Regions from separate parts of the Homo sapiens genome. Here region 1 is linked to region 2. Evidence: read pairs that join two places in POLR2A ChIA-PET (ENCODE). Cell type or tissue: IMR-90. All regions are shown on one strand. Each heading gives the region's core, and the rest is flanking DNA. Links, peaks and the distances in the headings are about the cores only.

Region 1 (8,908 bases), core at 542-8,541, 180 kb after region 2:
AAGCTAGGCCAATCAAAGTTATTTCATGGAGAACTGGATTTGGAAAACAGAGGGTACTGTTTTTCTTTCTGGAAGCTTGATTGACAGGTGTCAAATATGCAAGCTGTTGGCAGCTTTGTGGTTTAGGGAGTACAGGGGTTGGTCCATAGCCAGAAGAAAAAGAGAAGCCAACACAACAAAGAGGGTAGAGGCTGGAGACAGAGGGTATTTTTGTTTCCTGGGGCTGCTGTAACAAATTACCACAAACTGGGTGGCTTATAATGACAGAAAATTAGGCCGGGTGCAGTGGCTCATGCCTGTAATGCCAGCACTTTGGGAGGCCGAGGCGGGCGGATCACGAGGTCAGGAGTTCAAGACTAGCCTGATCGATATGGTGAAACCCCATCTCTACTAAAAATACAAAAATTAGGCGGGTGTGGTGATGGGCACCTGTAATCTCAGCTACTCGGGAGGCTGAGGCAGGAGAATTGCTTGAACCTGGGAGGCAGAGGTTGCAGTGAGCCAAGATTGTGCCACTGCACTCCAGCCTGGGCGACAGAGCAAGACTCCGTCTCAAAAAAAAAAAAAAAAAAAAAGAAAAAAGAAATCTATGTCACAATGTCACATACCCTTATCTAAACCAATTACCAACAAAGGGTTTGGGAACCCATGATTGGCTTGGACCTATGAGGATTCAGCCCTTGGGCTGGGGCTGTGATCAACCCCTTGTGAAACACAAAGCTGAGCACAGGAGGGCAGATGCTGTTCTGAATCGAAAGAGGAAAGGAGGGTGGGTGAGAAACGCATGTTAAGTAGGCAACCAGCAGTGTCAGTGACACATGGCCGACTTATGTTTTCAAAATCCCAAATGACTCCAGGCACTTTCCACCAGATTTTTTAGCTTACCTCTAAACAGCCATCCATGTGCTGTAGGCAAATTTTGGCAGGAAGTGCCAGAAGGTAGCATCTCGCCCCTGTTCTAATCTGCTTACTGTGCCTCTGACATCAGTAGCACAAAGGGTAAAAATCAGTGCAGTCAGCTCTCCTAATGGCTGTATGACTTTGGAAGTGGCTGTTTGGAAGGTGGTTTTAAGAGACCTGTAAAAGGACAGACATGCTTCATGGTTGTGGCTCCCAGGTAACAACTCTGAAGGACTCAACACCTGGATTCCTGGCCAGAGCCCCTCAGGTGGCCTCCATGTAGGTGCCATAGCAAAGAATCCCATTTTTTTTCATCTAGGAAAAGGGAACAAAGGTGTGGTTCCGATCAGGGTGGTTGGTTTAAGTCCACAAAAATCATCTGTTAAGCAACTACTAAAGGCAAAGATGGACCAAATTGACCTGTTCTTTGTGGGCAGTCTCCATCCAGCTGCTACAGGCTCTAAATGAGCCACCATATAGTATGGCGGCTCATACTATCGGCTCAAGATAGTTGACCTTACAGGTCACCTGTGGAAAGCCATGGAACCCTGGCAGCAGGAACTATTTCTCTTTGGGACCAGGTTCTTGGAGAGAGAGACTAGGCTCAGCTTTCCTGCAACTTGCAGGGTTGAGTCAGGGTCATCTGGCCTGAGGCAGAGGCAGTCACTTGTGGGGACGGTGGGGAGTCTGTCCTAGTCCTCTCACCCCACCCTGGAGAGTTACCACCACTGAGGAAGGAGGAAGGAGATGTTTCTGTTTGTCATCTCATGACATCATCACAGCAGCAAATGATGTGGGCATGGTTGGGAGTGGTGGCTGATGCCTGTAATCCCAGCACTTTGGGAGGCTGAGGCAGGCGGATCACTTGAGGTCAGGAGTTTGAGACCAGCCTGACCAACATGGTGAAACCCTGACTCTACTAAAAATATAAAAATTAGCTGGGCGCGGTGGTGCATCTGTAATCCCAGCTACTCAGGAGGCTGACACAGTAGAATCACTTAAACCCAGGAGGTGGAGGTTGCAGTGAGCCGAGATTGCGCCATTGCACTCCAGCCTGGGTGACAGTGAGACTCTATCTCAAAAAAAAAAAAAAAAGGATTGGACATTAGCACTCCCAAGTTACATTTAAGGAACCTGCGGTTCAGAGAGGATAAGTTGGTTTCCAGGTCACACAGCCAGTTAATGGATTCAGAGCCCATGCGAGGTCCTGATGGATTGGGACACTGGAGATAAACACATGATGGAGGACAGTAGTTCAGGGGAGACCTGGAATGCTACTTGGGAGGGGACTCTCTGAAACAAGAGATAGCTTGGGGACATAGAAGTTGCCCAGAGAGGACAGAGCAGCAGGACAGGAGGTGAACGTGCATCCTCCTATGGCCACCGGTGGAAAATCATATGTATGGGATGCCCAAGGATCAGCTCTCTCCAGGGAGGTAGAGCTGGCTAGGATGGCAGTTTGTGGGAACAGTTTCTAGGAGGCAGGAAAGCACCAGGGGCTGAGGGGAATGGGGCCAAGGGTTGCTGCTGTTACTTGTGGATGCATTACTGGGAGGGCCAGGGGGAGTCCTGGCCGAGAGGAAATCAGACTTGATCAGGGAGATAAAAGCATGGATCAGATTCAAGTAGTAGTGAGGCAAGGATGGAATAGGAAAGGAACAGCAAGCTGAAGGCCTTGGAGGGGCAAGAGCTGGGCCAGGCAAGTGGAGAAGGCTGGACCCGAGGGTGGAGGCTGCCTAGAGCCCCTTATCATGCAGGGCTGCTGGGGGGCCTGAGGATGCCGCACAAGGGAGGACCTGGCCAGCTGGCAGAGCGATGATGCCACCTGTGTGTTTCATCTGAAGAGGGTTTATGACCTGGGGGCTGTATGTGTCCTGAGGGTAGAGAGGAGGAAAGATGGAAGATGGGGGTCTAGAGGGTTAGGGTAGAGAAAAGTGAGGATGTGAGATGCTGGAGGAAAAGTCTCCTGAAGTTCATTCTGACAGCCCTAGCCCTGTCCTCTAATCTCATCTCCCTCCCATTCCCTTCCCAATCCCCCTAGCGCAGCCTTTTTTTTGGGACTGCCAGCCACCCTTAAAGGGAAGGCCCCAACCCTTCCCTCAATTGGGGACCTCAGGGAGAGCTGGCAGGGCCCTGGGGCCCAGAGGGCTGGCTTCCTTCTTGTCAGAGGCAAAACAAAGGCACCTCCAGGGCTCAATGAAAACTCAGTTTGTTTTCTGGCTGTGGCCAAGGGACACCTTTAATTGCAAAACTTAAAACCAGCCCTTGTTGGAAATTGCGACAAGGCCAGACCATATGGGAATGTTTCCCGATGGAAAGGAGCATCTGTTCTCTATAAGATATGCAAATGACGTGTAATTGCACCTTCAGAGAGCTCTGTTTTCCGTCCCCAGCACAGTGCCCACAGGCGGGGGAATCTGACCATGGTTTAAAGTCCTCAGCCCTCCACCCACAAGACAGAGGATCCACGCTGAATCCACACTGCACGCTTCCCAGATTGAGGGACCCAGACCAGCCAGCGCCCTCTGCTGACATTCTCAGTCTTGTACTCAGGGTCCAGAAGGGGTTGAATAAGGCACACACTGCATTCCTATTCTGTTCCAGGTTTTGTGCAAAGTGGGGTTGTTTCCTTTAATGTGGGAGAAAACCCCAATGAGATCTTTTGCTTTGCAGACAAGGTAACCAAGGCTCGGAGGATTTATGTAGTTGGTCCGACATGTCATCTGGCACAGGGTGGGACTGAGATTCACAGCCAGGACTGACCGCTGGAAAAGCCCCTCGCGTGTCTTCTAACATTTACTGAGTGCCTGGGTCATTTCTTTAGCAAATGTTCTCTTATTCTGTCTCCTGTCTGCGAACGCCTGCACTCTCTGTCTCTCAGTCTCTCTTTGTCCCTCCTCCCTCCTGGGAATGGCTGAATAAGGGTCTTCACAAGAAAGGATCATTCCTTCAAAATTAATGCCGCATTTGCTTAAAATGTATTAGAAATGTGTTACAGCAAAAAGCACTTACAATAGCACTGGTAAAATGAAAATGTACATTAAGAAAAATTAGGCTGGGCGTGGTGTCTCACGCCTGTAATCCCAGCACTTTGGGAGGCGGGAGGATTATGTGAGCTCAGGATTTCGACACCAGCCTGGGTAACATAGTGAAACTGTGTCTCTACAAAAAATAGAAAAATTAGCTGGGTGTGGTGGCACACACCTGTTGTCCTAGCTGCTTGGGAGGCTTAGGTGGGAGGATTGCTGGAGCCTGGGAGATCAAGGCTGCAGTGAGTTGCGATTTCATCACTGCACTACAGCCTGGGTGACAGAGTCAGACCCTTTCTCAAAAACACCCAACAAACAAAACAATCACCAAGCCATTTAGAGGAACCAGCCATTCTCTGCAGGAAATAAAGGAACTAAGAGTTACCTCATCACCACTGCCACCACCATCACCACCATCATCATCAGAATGGAGGTGATGCGGTGGGGCTTCCTGGCGCTGCTCTTCACGGCTTGTGAGGAGCTCTGTGCAGCAGCTAGGCCAGGTGAGAACACAAGTCATGGGCCCTGGAGTCAGCCCTTGTGGCAAGTGACTTCCTTCTCTGTGATCTCCTTTCCATCTGTAAAATGGGGATCATAGTTCCTACATGATGGGTTTGTTCTGAGAGTTCAGGTGCTAATGTTTTTAGAAGAGTGCCTGGCCCCTAAGAAGTGTTTAATACACACTAGCTGTTATTACTTTTCAAGATCTTGCAGGAGACCCCGCATGGTGATTTGAGAACTTCCCGGAGTCCTGGGGTGAGAAACAGTGATCGCTCTGGCTTCTTCCACCAGAGGTACCAGGGTTTTTACCTTTTGTACACATCAGGAGGCTTGAAGACATTTGAAAAACTGCCTTAGGTTATAGGGGTCATTTAATCTCCTTGGGCTCCATGAGGTCAGGGAATGTCACTTACAGCATCCTTAGTGTCCAGAGAGTTCCTGGCATGGAGGAGATGCTTGATAAATTCACGCTGAATTGAATGGTGCCTCCTTTTCCTTTTCTTTTTTTGTTTTTTTGATTTCCAGGGATGTGATTTTGGTTCACTGCAACCTCCACCTCCCATGTTCAAGTGATTCTCCTGCCTCAGCCTCCTGAGTAGCTGAGATTACAGGCACGCACTACCATATCAGGCTAATTTTTATATTTTTAGTAGAGACGGGGTTTTGCCATGTTGGCCAGGCTGGTCTCGAACTCCTGACCTCAAGTGATCCGCCCGCCTCGGCTTCCCAATGTACTGGGATTATAGGCATAAGCCACCAAGCCCGTCATCCTTTTTCTTTTCTATAAAATGTAAAAAGAATGCCCAAGTTTTGGTATGAGTGACCTTTTTAAGGGAGATGTTCTTCCAGGAAAGCACCTTGTTCACATACTCTGGGCCACCGTGCAGGGGCTCTGGAGGTGGTCTGACTCCCCCACCATTTAGTGCCAACCTCAGGGCATAGTGCCTGACCGAGATGGAGGAGAACAAGCCCTGGCGGTGTCTATGAAGCCAGAGGGAGTGGAAGACAGAACAGGAAGGGGAAGGAGGGTGGCCAGTGTCCTCATGGGGAAGGGGCAGGTGGGCGGAGAGGCTGGGAGAGCCGGTGTCTACCCAGAGAATGCCACATGGCACCTGGACCTGGTGCTCAGGGAGAAGTCCTCTGGCACCCCTGTGGGTGGGTGGGGTGTTGCCAATGGCCAAGATGGGCTTTGGCATAGCTGCTCTAAGCCTGTGGGCATTCTCCTCCCAGCTAGAAAGGAGAGGGGCTGCTCCTGCCTGTACATGCCAGGGGAAGCTGTTGGTCAGCTGCAAAATGAGGACATTCTCAAGACCGGCCTCTGCAGCGGCTGCTCCCACTTCTCCAGCTCTGGCCCACTTGCCATATGTTCTGGGAGGAAAAATCACGTCACTGAGGTTATTGTCCAGTGAACTGGTGATTCTGCTCTGGGGCCTTGTCGGAGCTGGAAGACTTTGTTTTTTGAATATCATTTCCTGGAGAAAGGTTATGGGGGAGGTGGGGGTTGTGGCAGGGTGGAGGGTTTTGCTGGATAAATAGACCTCTCCCCTTGTTTGTCCTGAGGAAGAGAGAATATTTCTGTCTTACAGATGAAACATCTGAGGCTCAGAGAGTGACTTCTCCAAGGCCACACGGCTAGGAACTTGGATTGAGTCTGTCTGGGATATTTTTTCTTTTCTTTTCTTTCTTTCTTGTTTGTTTTTGAGATGGAATCTCTCTCTGTTGCCCAGGCTGGAGTGCAGTGGCATGATCTCGGCTCACCGCGGCCTCCACCTGCAGGGCTCAAATGATTCTCATGCCTCAGCCTCCCGAGTAGCTGGGACTACAGGCGTGCACCACCATGCCCAGCTAATTTTTTGTATTTTAGTAGAGGCATGGTTTCACCATGTTGCCCAGGGTGGTCTTGAACTCCTGAGCTCAAGAGATTCGCCCGCCTTCGCCTCCCAAAGTGCTGGATTACAGGCATGAGCCACTGTGCCCGGCCAGGATATTTTTTCTGAACTCAACCTTGCTTTGCAAACTCTCAGCTCTGCACATTTGTATCCTTTCTCAGGCCCTACCTTCATGGATGAAAACCTCCCAGAGAGGGAGTTCGGAATAGCCCAACACCTACAGCCTCAGGGTTATTCTGCAGATGCCTTGAGCAGCCTCATCATGTGAGTTCCCAGCCCCAAACTTCCCCATTCCCTGGATCTCATCTGTCCATCTGGTGGTGATTGCAAAATGAAGTCACACTTACCCTTGTGCCCAAATTGCAGGTTCCGAGCCACTCATCCCCCTAGACAAGAACATTAGCCTTCAAGGGTCTTCACTCATTCATGGGAGATCTCAGAGGGAGCCTCACACACATACCCACTCTGTCAGTTGCAACCCCAGACAATGCCCACCCCTTTTTCCTTTCTGGTTCTGGTTTCCACCTGTGCACTAGTCACAGTTTTCTTGTCATTATCACCACAAAAGGGGCCACCTGAAGAATGATGTGCTGCTGACGTCTGGGCCAATGTAGCTTGTTCAGTGTTTGAAGGCCCTCACTCACTGCTAGAATCTCCAAAAGACTCTCATAAAGGCAGCTTGAGCTTCCACCTCGAAGGTCTTAAAACTTGTCCAGGCCGGGTGTGGTGGCTCATGCCTGTAATCCCAGCATTTTGGGAGGCCGAGGAAGGGAAATCACCTGAGGTCAGGGGTTGGAGACCAGCCTGGTCAACATGGTGAAACCCCATCTCTATTAAAAATACAAAAATTAGTCAGGTGTGGTGGCGCATGCCTGTAATCTCAGCTACTTAGGAGGCTGAGGCAGGAGAATCGCTTGAGCCTGGAGGTGGAGGTTGCAGTTAGTCGAGATCGCATCATTGCATTCCAGCCTGGGTGACAGAGCCAGACTCTCTCTAAAAAAAAAAAAAAAAAAAAAATCATGCATCCCTACTACATGCAAATCTGTTTAGTCATATAGTTTATACAGTTAGCACTGGATTTATATAGGGTGTACCTTAAAACCATGCACAAAGTAGAAATTACAAGGATGATACTTTTTCATAAATTATAAACATTAATGTATTATGCTCATTAAAGCCATATATAAAAAGAGAAATGTAAAATGGGGACATAAGAATAACTATAAAAATAAATTTAAGAAATAACTATATTGCACTGGATGCAGTGGCTCACATCTGTAATCCCAGCACTTTGGGAGGCAGAGGTGGGCTGATCACTAGGTCAGGAGTTCGAGACCAGCCTGGCCAATATGGTGACACTCTGTCTTTACTGAAATTACAAAAATTAGCCGGGCGTGGTGGTGCACACCTGTAGTCCCAGCTACTCGGGAGGCTGAGGCAGAGGCACAAGAACTGCTTGAACCCGGGAGGCAGAGGTTGCAGTCAGCTGAGATCACGCCACTGCACTCCAGCCTGGGCAGCAGAGTGAGACTCTGTCTCAAAAAAAAAAAAGAAAGAAAAGAAATAACTAATAACTATATTGGCTGGGCACGGTGGCTCACGCCTGTGATCCCAGCACTTTGGGAGGCCAAGGCGGGCAGATTACCTGAGGTCAGGAGTTCAAGACCAGCCTGGCTAACATGGTGAAACCGTGTTTCTACAAAAAAACTAAAAAACTTAGCCAGGCGTGGTGGCACGTGTCTGTAATCCCAGCTACTCAGGAGGCTGAGGCAGGAGAATTGCTTGAACCTGGAGGCGGAGGTTGCTGTGAGCCGAGATCACAACAATGCACTCCAGCTTGGGCAACGAGAGTGAAACTCCGTCTCAAGAAAAAAAGAACTAACTATAAAAAATAAGTTATTGGCCAGGTGCGGTGGCTCACGCCTGTAATCCTAGCACTTTGGGAGGCCGAGGAAGGTGGATTACAAGGTAAGGAGTTTGGGACCAGCGTGGCCAATATGGTGAAACCCCGTCTGTTCTGGAAATACAAAAATTAGCTGGGCGTGATGGCAGGTGCCTGTTGTCCCAGCTACTTGGGAGGCTGAGGCAGGAGAATTGCTTGAACCTGGGAGGCAGGGGTTGCAGTGAGCAGAGACCGCGCCACTGCACTCCAGCCTGGGTAACAGAGTGAGGCTCTGTTTCAAAAAAAAAAAAGAAAAAGAAAAAGAAATAAGTTCTTATCTTTTCTTCCTCCACTCCAGTGAATTTTCTCCCCTCCTCACCCCCACAGGGTGCCTGTATCTCATTTTATTTATTTTTTATTATTACTATTATTTTTGAGAGTAGCTGGGATTACAGGCAGGCACCACCACACCCAGCTAATTTTTTTTGTATTTTTAGTAGAGATGGGGTTTCACCATGTTGGCCTGGCTGGCCTTGAACTCCTGACCTCAGGTGATCTGCCCACCTTGGCCTCCCAAAGTGCTAGGATTCCAGGCATGAGCCACCGTGCCCGGCCTGCATCTCATTTTAGAAACCAGACTATTCTGTCAACATCTGCGTACTTGCCAGCTGCCTATTTTACAAGTGCAATTTCACTTAAGCTTCATT
Region 2 (8,908 bases), core at 698-8,697:
TGTTGGTACCCAGTCACATGTCACTTTTGTTTACAAAGTTAATAGCCTGGGCAACATGCCAAAACCCCATCTTTACAAAAAATAAACTGGACTTGGTGGCGTGTGCCTGCATTCTCAGCTACTTGGGAGGCTAAGGTGTGAGGATTGCTTGAGCCCAGGAGGTGGAGGTTGAAGTGAGCTGAGATCATGTCACCGTAGTACAGCCTGAGCAACAGAACGAGAACTTGTCTCAAAATAAACAACACAAAACAGAAAAGCAAAGTTAATAAGAGAGAATACCTTGCTTATTTCAAGCTACTAAGTTTTTAGGCTTCCTCAATGTACAAAGGTAGTATTTCTGTCACAGACCCCTCCCTCTAGCTTGCCAGGGTCCCTGTTCTAGTTATTGAACCGAAAACATTCTAAATGATAAATTTTTCCACTTTGGCATATTATGCCCCCAATTTAAGAGCTATTTATGGTAAGAAAAGTTAAATTATATTTCTGTTATTACTCAGTAGAACCTATAAGTTTAAAACAAACCCCATCACATAGTTGCTAGTAAAAGACTTTGGATTTTGAAGACAAAAGAAAAAAAATGCCCTCACTACCATGAGGAAAGCATTACCATTCAGGTATCTAAATAGAAGTAGAATATGCTTCTAAATCATCCTTTTATCTTTCTGTACCTAATATAAACGTGGCAGATGCATGATTGTCCTGTAGGAGCTATTTCAACCTAGAATTGGAGTAGCAGAGCTACTAATTTGACTGTGTCCTTTTATAGCTTCTTAATTTTGAAAAAAAGAAATAAGGAGGGAAGGAAGAGAAAAGAGTGAGAGAGAGATTTAAAAGACTGGTTGCTGGGGTGAAAAGGAAGTGGTTCTTTTTGTTTTTTGGTTTTTTTGTTTTTTTTTTTTCAATATTGGTGAATAAATTCTCTTTTTCAGAATGTGAGAACTTCCTGGATGTTGGACTGGGCAGAGAGTGTACCTCAAAACAAGGTGTACTTAAAAGAGAATCTGGGAGTGATTCTGACCTCTTTCACTCACCCAGTGATGACATGGACAGCATCATCTTCCCAAAGGTACTGTGTGGACCTTCCTTTCATTTTTGTCACACGGCTTTTGTGTTCCTATTTGGGCTTCCCAAACTCTTTTCCAACTTTTTCCCCCTCTTGTGCTCTCCTGTTTCCCTAAATATGTAACTCCTGCTAGTAAGTTGTGATCCAGCTAGCCTTGTAGGGCCTCACTCACTCTGAGAGGCATGTAAATGTTCTTTGGAGAAGGAAGCGCCAGATTACCAGGGTTTAGAAAAAGGCACTGGGCTGGGCATGGTGGCTCACGCCTGTAATCCCAACACTTTGGGAGGCTGAGGTGGGCGGACCCCTTGAGGTCAGGAGTTCGAGACCAGCCTGGCCAACATGGTGAAACCCCATCTCTACTAAAAATATAAAAATTAGCTGGACGTGCTCACTTGAACCCAGGAGGTGGAGGTTGCAGTGAGTCAAGTTCGCGCCACTAAACTCTAGCCTGGGTGGCAGAGCGAGACTCTGTCTCCAAAAACAAAAAAAAGGGAAAGAAAAAAGCATTGGCCAAAGTTATTTAATGTGAAATTGTGGCCAGTTAAATACAGATTTTGAAGCTCACTTGGGAGTCAGAAGAAATGGAAGTTCCTTTAGAATTAATTAAGTCAGATGACAGTGAACACTTCTCAGTGGGCAGCAAGGACCGCAGCTCAGACTATATGATGTCATATTTATAAACCAGCTGTAGAGTCATTTCTGGTTAATGTGTTTAGGCCTGAAGCTTCCTGCTGAGTGTGGTCATATCACTCATCCTCATCTAGCCTGCCTAATTGGAACTTTCTAGATCTCTGCAATAGAGCCCTTCCACATGAATCAGCTCACATTTGCATATAATTGGAGGCTGCCTAAGGGAGGTGGGGAATGGGGGTAGTTTGCTTTCTTTTGCTTATATTTGTTTCTAGTGGCAGCAAGTTCTGTTTTGCTCACCTGAGAAGAATAGAGGGCTTTCCCCACAGCAGAGATGGCAAATGCTACTCAATTATATGCCACAAGTGGTTTTCTTAATGGTAAGGAGGTGAAGAGGCGGAAACACTGTTGCATCTACCAACACGGTTCCTTCTAGTTTTATAATGAGCTCGGAGAAGTGGTGAGAGCAGTTGTGTTAGTGGGTGATTAGGTTGTCCAAGATGGTGAATGATGCTGTGTAGAAGTTACAAGAATAGGCCGGGTGTGGTGGCTCATGCATGTAATCCCAGCACTTTGGGAGGCCAAGGCGGGTAGATCACTTGAGGTCAGGAGTTCGAGACCAGCCTGGAAATGGTGAAAACCCGTCTCTACTAAAAATACAAAAAAATTAGCTGGGCATGGTGGCGCGTGCCTGTAACCTCAGCTACTCTGGAGGCTGAAGCAGGAGAATTGCTTGAACCCAGGAGGTGAAGGCTGAAGTGAGCTGAGATCACACCACTGCACTGCAGCCTGGGCAACAGGAGTGAAACTCCATCTCAAAAGTAAAAATAAAATAAAATAGAAGTTACAAGAAAAGAGACCTAAAGATTTGGGAATCAGGAGCATATCAGTGCCTCTGTGAATGTACCCTGTGTGCCTTCCTTTCATTTTTGGCCTTCCCTGACTTTTTTTTTTTTGAACTCATTGTCTTCCCAAGGTCTTTGGAAAGACTTATTTAATATGATGCAAACTTAAGGATTTCTATCATTGTCACTCATAGTGACTTGACAAAAAATTCTATGAAGTAAAAACTCCACATTTAGGACCGGGCGCAATGGCTCACGCCTGTAATCCCAGTACTTTGGGAGGCTGAGGCGGGCTGATCATGAGGTCAGGAGATCGAGACCATCCTGGCTAACACGGTGAAACCCCATCTCTACTAAAAATAGTGGTGGCGGGCACCTGTAGTCCCAGCTACTCGGGAGGCTGAGGCAGGAGAATGGCGTGAACCCGGGAGGCGGAGCTTGCAGTGAGCCGAGATTGTGCCACTGCACTCCAGCCTGGGCGACAGAGCGAGACTCCATCTCAAAAAAACAAAAAACAAAACAAAAAAAACTCCACATTTAGAAGATCTGCCTTTCTCTTTACTTAGGAAAAGAGAAATCAATAGTTTTATGTTATTTTATTTTTTTTTTAATAATATCAGAATTTAGGTAATTTCCACTGCGACTTTCGAGGTTTTAATTGTAAGGAATTCTGTTCCCCGCAAGGGGAATACCATTCTGAAGATATGTGTCGCTAAAAACATACTGAGATAAACAGATTAGATAGTATCTCTAAGTTCCAGCTTTAAAATGGGATCATTGATAATCATTGAAACTAGGTCATGGATATACAGAGATTTGTTAAACATTTATATATGTTTGAAAATTTTAACGTAAAAAGTTTTTTAAAAATGGAAGTGTCTTTGTTAAGAAATACTTCCTTGCAACCTCCTAGGTGCATGACAGCTTGTGCCTGGATGTTACCATCTCTGCAGACTCAGAGTTACTTCTGGTCACTTAATTGAATGGTTTTCTTAGCTAAGGAGAATTAGAATTTTCTATATTTCGCCGTCTTATTTTCCCAGAACCATTTACAAAATTGCTCATATAAATGGCCTGTGCTAGATTTGGAAGATTTTTTTTTTCAAGAATATTAGACATATAATTTTTAAAAGTTGAAGGAGGCCAGGCGTGGTGGATCTTAGCATTTTGGGAGGCTAAGGCAGGAGGATCACTTGAGTCAAGGAGTTTGAGATCAGCCTGGGCCAATATAATGGGACCTTGTCTCTACAAAAAATACCAAAATTAGCCAGACATGGTGGTGCACACCTGTGGTCCCAGCTATTCAGGAGGCTGAGGTGGGAAGATCACTTAAGTGTAGGAGGTTAACGCTGCAGTGAGCCGTGATGGCACCACTGCACTCCAGCCTGGGCGACAGAGCAAGACCCTGTCTCAAAAATAAATAAATAAATAACACCTACATTTTATACTAGACTGCTTAGGGAAAACCAGAAATGGTAGCTTCACTTTCACCTCCTCATGCATGCTTGAGAATGTCTGCATGGCCTGAGAAGAGATGGGGAGGATTTTTCTCTTAGTGTTTTTGCTGTACCAAAGTAGCCTGTGACCAGGAGAGGCTTTGCAATAAATGTTTGCTCTAGCATTAATAAAACCAAGGGCTGACTTACAAAAAGGAGAGAGACTAATATTGACAGGATACTTACTGTACAGTAGGTACTGAACTAAATTTTTAAAATATTTGATCTCAATTTGTCTGCCCAGCAACCCTGACAAGTGGGTGGTTTTATGCTCTTGAGGAAATAGAGGCACTGATAGGTAAAGAAATGTATCCAGAATTACTTAGTGGGTGAGCAGCCAACTTGAGGTTTGCATCTAGGCCTGACTCTAAAATCTGTTCATTTTTTATTTTACTCTCAACCTCCCCAAACCTGCTCTAATAGCCAGTGATTAAATAAAAGCGTGGCACTGGCAGATAGGCCATCAGCTGCTTCCTTAAAAGTCTTCCTCAGTGGTCACCCCCAGAGTGTGCTATGCAAAATATCAGAATGTCTTGCAGTTTGTTCCCAGGTTCTAACCCTCTTCTCCATCTCTAAAAAATAATCTGTAGGCGAGACATTGCAACATCTTTTTCTGTGAACCATGAGTGGTACATGAGGTCACTTCCTGCAGCCATTTGTGTCTCTGGCCTCACAGAGGTCTTTAACAGCCCGTAACGTTTGTCGTGACCTTTTCACCTTAACCCTGTCTTTCCATTCAGTATGCCTCCTGGTAAATGACTCTTTAGTGAGTGTTATGAGCTTCACGTTTATTCTCATGAATATGTGTGGGTTCCTAAGGTCTTTAATCAATAGCATAAAATTTAGATTTTATTTTTAAAGTGAAAAGAAATCCTAGGATTCTTTTTGGCACTAGCTAAGAGAGAAAGTACGATTATAAAATATACATGATCTAGGCCACTCTACTATCCAAAAGGATAATTAAAGTCTACAGGAAATATTAATAGTTGCTGCCTGTCTTCCCAAAGAGAGGTAAATCAAGGTCCTTCCATGTTATTTTTCTTCCCCAGGTTAGCAGATGTATCTACAATTGATTTAAAAAAATCAGAATGACTTATATAAGATACAAAACCTAAAGGGAACATCCTTCTTTCATGTGTTGTAGTTTTTCTCAGGTCCTTGATCCCCAAGCCAAAAAATTACTTAAAAAAAAACAATAAACCTTTTTGAGATAAAAATAAATGTAAGCCAGGCATGCTGGTTCACACTTGTAATCCCAACACTTCGGGAGGCTGAAGTGGGAGGACTGCTTGAGTCCAGGAGATTGACACCAGCCTGGGCAACATAGTGAGAACCTGTCTCCAGTAAAAAATTTAAAAATTAGCCAGGCATGGTGGCACACGTCTGTAGTCCCAGCTACTTGGGAGGCAGAGGCGAGAGGATCACTTGAGCCTTGAAGTTCAAGGCTGCAATGAGCTGTGATTGTGCAACTGCACTCCAGCCTGGGCAACAGAGGGAGATGCTGTCTTAAAAATAAATAAAAGTAAATGTATTTACAGAATCCTAATTAAGAAAATGACAATTGCGGCTGGGCGTGGTGGCTCATGCCTTTGAGAGGCCGAGGCAGGCGGATCACTGGAGGTCAGGAGTTCGAGACCAGCCTGGCCAACATGGTGAAACCCCATCTCTATTAAAAATACAAAAATTAGCTGGGCGTGGTGGCAGGCGCCTGTAATCCCAGCTACTCAGGAGGCTGAGGCAGGAGAATCATTCGAACCTGGGAGGTGGAGGTTGCAGTGAGCTGAGATTGTGCCACCATACTCCAGCCTGGGCAACAGAGTGAGACTCCATCTCAAAAAAAAAAAAAAAAAAAAAAAAAAAAAAAAAAACAACAAAAACTGCAATTGCCTGTGCACAAGTGCTGAAATTATTAAAAACTTAAAACTGTGAACCAGTGGTAATGCTTGTAATCAGGTACTTTTCTTAAAATATTGAACATAAATGGATTAAATGGTTGGCATGTGTTAGGTGTTTAAAATGTGAGCCATTATTTTCCAAGGCACATAGTAGAGTGCCTTGTGTATCATTACAAATAATAATAATAAATGTTTGGGAATAAATGGAGATTAAAGGACTAGTATTTTGGCAATATTAAGCATGATTTCTTCAAGTATAGTAATAAGATATAAAGTATGCAGCAGTTTTGTAATTTTATGTTTATAATGTTTATACCTCTGTATATACTTACGTATCCATACCTGTATAATGTAACTCTGGCTAAGAAAGCCAATCAGGCATTTTTCCCAACATTTTATTAAGAATATATTGAGGCATATAGAAAATTTGGAGAATTGTACAGTGAACACCCGTATACCCACTACTTAGATCCTACAATTAACTTTTAATTGTATTTGCTCTATTATGTAACTATATATCTGTCCATCCTTCTGTCCACCCAGTTTGCCTGAATTCTTTGAGGCAAGTTACAAATATCGATATACTTCACCTCTGAACACTTAGAATTCAGTATTTGTTTATAGGTTGGTTGGGTTTTTCGGTGAAGTTTACATACAGTGAAATGTACAATCTTGAGGGTACCAGTCAGTGACTTTTTAAAAAAAAATTTAATGACTGCTTCACGAATGTGTGCATCATCCTTGCACAGAGGCCATGCTAATCGTCTGTGCATTGTTCCGATTTTAGTGTATGTGCTACTGAAGTGAGCACCCATCAGTGACTTTTGATAGAAGCCTTCATTCACGTTTGTACGCAGCCTGCAGCAGGGTACAGACTATAAGCATCACTTTGGAGTTGCCTCATGTCTCTTCTCAGTCGGTCTCCATTCACACCCTCTCAAGGCAACAGCTGTCTTAACTGTTTTCCCACCGCAGATTAGTTTTCTGTTTCAGAACTTCGTATAAATGGAATCTAAATAATATCATTTCTCTTGAGAAATACCTAGGATTCGAATTCTTAGATTATATGGTAGGTATAGGTTTAGTTTGCTAAGAAACGGATCTTTTCCCAAGCGGTTGTACCATTTTACATTTTCACCAGTGATGTTTTGTTTTCCTTTTTCAAGTAATAACCACCAATTCATAGTAAGAGCTGCATACTGCAGTAAAAATAATGAGTATAAGAATATTATTCTGTGTGAACTTTATTCTTACCAGATATGCAAGACTGTAGAAATCATGTAGTTTCAGTGAGATCAGAGTTAAAAGCACATATTAGGAAGAAAGGCTTTGTGTTGAGAATATATTCTAGACAGATCTCTTTGTTTTTAAAATGTGTATAAACAGGCCACCAAAGATTTTCCCACCTTATTTTAATGACTCTCAAAAGGGTAGATGGTTGTTTTATAAACTTCAGATTCGTTAAGTGCCAGAGAGATAGCAGGCCTTTTTTTCAAGGCAAAATCCTTCCAAGATTGGATGCCAGAGTGAAGAAGCACCTATATAACTGTCTGTGAGTTGTTTCCAAACTGAGAAGAGCTAACTTGTAAGAAGGCTATATGGTAAATTAATAAATGGAAACTTTAACTCAAAATTTTTGTTTGCCTTGAAGTCTTTTTTGTGTGTTTTAGAACAGGCTTGTTATACATTTTGCTTTATTGGTGTTCATTCTGTTTGTCCCTTGGTATTATTTTGAGAATTAGACATTTAGGCAGCTAAGCGTGAGTATATTAGCTTCCTAGGGCTGCTGTAACAAATTACTGGAAGCTGGGCGGCTGAAAACAACAGGAACTTACTTGGTCCCAGTTCTGGAGGCTGGAGATCCTAATCACCGTGTCAGTGGGGCTGCTTTCCTTCTGTAGGCTCTGAGAGAAAATGGCCTCTCTTCTAGTCTCTGGTGCTTGTTCAGTCCTTGGTGTTCCTTGGGTTGTAGACACTGCACTCCAATCTCTCCTCTGCCTTCACGTGGTATTCTCTCCTGTGTGTCTTTTTGTGTCTCTTCTCCTCTTGCAGGGACACCATTTGTGTTGGGATCTGGGGACATTTTGGATCCACCCTACTCCAGTATAACCTCATCTTAACTAATTACATCTGCAAAGACCCTCTTTCCAAATAAGCTCACATTCTGAGAAGGACCTGTATCTGAGGAGGACATTATTCAACCCAGTACAGTGAGAAAGCCGAGATATTCACGAGACCATTTACATTGTCCTTGTCCATGGAAAGTTGCCCCGTGAATAGGACCCCTTTAGGAAACCCCTGAGTCCCTCACTCAGAAAGCATAGTCAGTTATTTCATTTTAAAATAATACCTACCACAATTTAGAATTTACTCAGTGAACCATAGTTTTATTTTACAGAGTGACCCAGTGAAGGGACTTTTCTGATACTGACTTTGATATCTTGTTCTTACAGGGTTTTTTAAAAAGATGATTGAGATACCAGAATAGGGCAATTTGAGTTGAAATCAGCCTGGGTTCAAATCTTGATTCTGCTGCTCATGCCTGCGTCCGTTGGAAAATCTGGACCTCAGTTTGACCTGTCCAGTGATCCCCTTGCATCTTTTCTCTCATTCCCATACATTACTTAAAAAACAATCTAGGAAACTGGATTCCACGGAACTGGAAAAAGAAAGCCTTCTTATTAGCTTATGAGATCAAGCCCAAAAGGTAGGAAGGGTGCTTTTAGAAGGTAGTGTGCTTTTGAACTATTACATCAAACCTTTAAAAAGAGTCTCCTTATAGTATAGAGATATAGAGCTTGTTTTCTATTCCAAAGCTGAAAGATTTTCATAATTTTTTTCTCTTTCTTGAAGAACCATAATTTTTTTTTACCCTTAATTAAAACATTGAGTAGACTAATTTGGAAAATATTGTGAAAAAGGGAAAAAGAATTACAAAATGCCCTTCCCTGTTCCCTGCCCCCATCCCGTAAGAGTGCA

What was found. ChIA-PET counts read pairs that join two places held together with the same protein. Peaks named below come from ENCODE experiments on the same cell type or tissue, not always from the same donor. Only the 100,000 strongest peaks of a DNase experiment are listed, where the experiment ranks them.
Region 1: POLR2A ChIA-PET joins it to region 2 with 17 read pairs; 2 of 35 experiments call an interaction of 5 or more read pairs at or near these places.

What each region holds. Positions count from the first base shown.
Region 1 is chr15:85,828,283-85,837,190 of GRCh38, forward strand. No RefSeq gene overlaps it. Among named protein-coding and RNA genes, the nearest start is that of MIR548AP, 7.1 kb to the left of the region's middle. In IMR-90, for the core only: a CTCF peak has its summit at 3,434 (motif pointing left); no DNase peak of the experiment used is centred there; H3K27me3 peaks cover 993 bases.
Region 2 is chr15:85,644,889-85,653,796 of GRCh38, forward strand. It overlaps AKAP13 (A-kinase anchoring protein 13), which reads left to right. Exons shown (of 37, transcript NM_007200.5): 10 at 930-1,066. It also overlaps the pseudogene RNU6-1280P. Among named protein-coding and RNA genes, the nearest start is that of LINC02883, 110 kb to the right of the region's middle. RefSeq lists a silencer at 7,610-7,904. In IMR-90, for the core only: no CTCF peak of the experiment used is centred there; DNase peaks (open chromatin) are centred at 1,773 and 4,643; H3K27ac peaks cover 1,139 bases.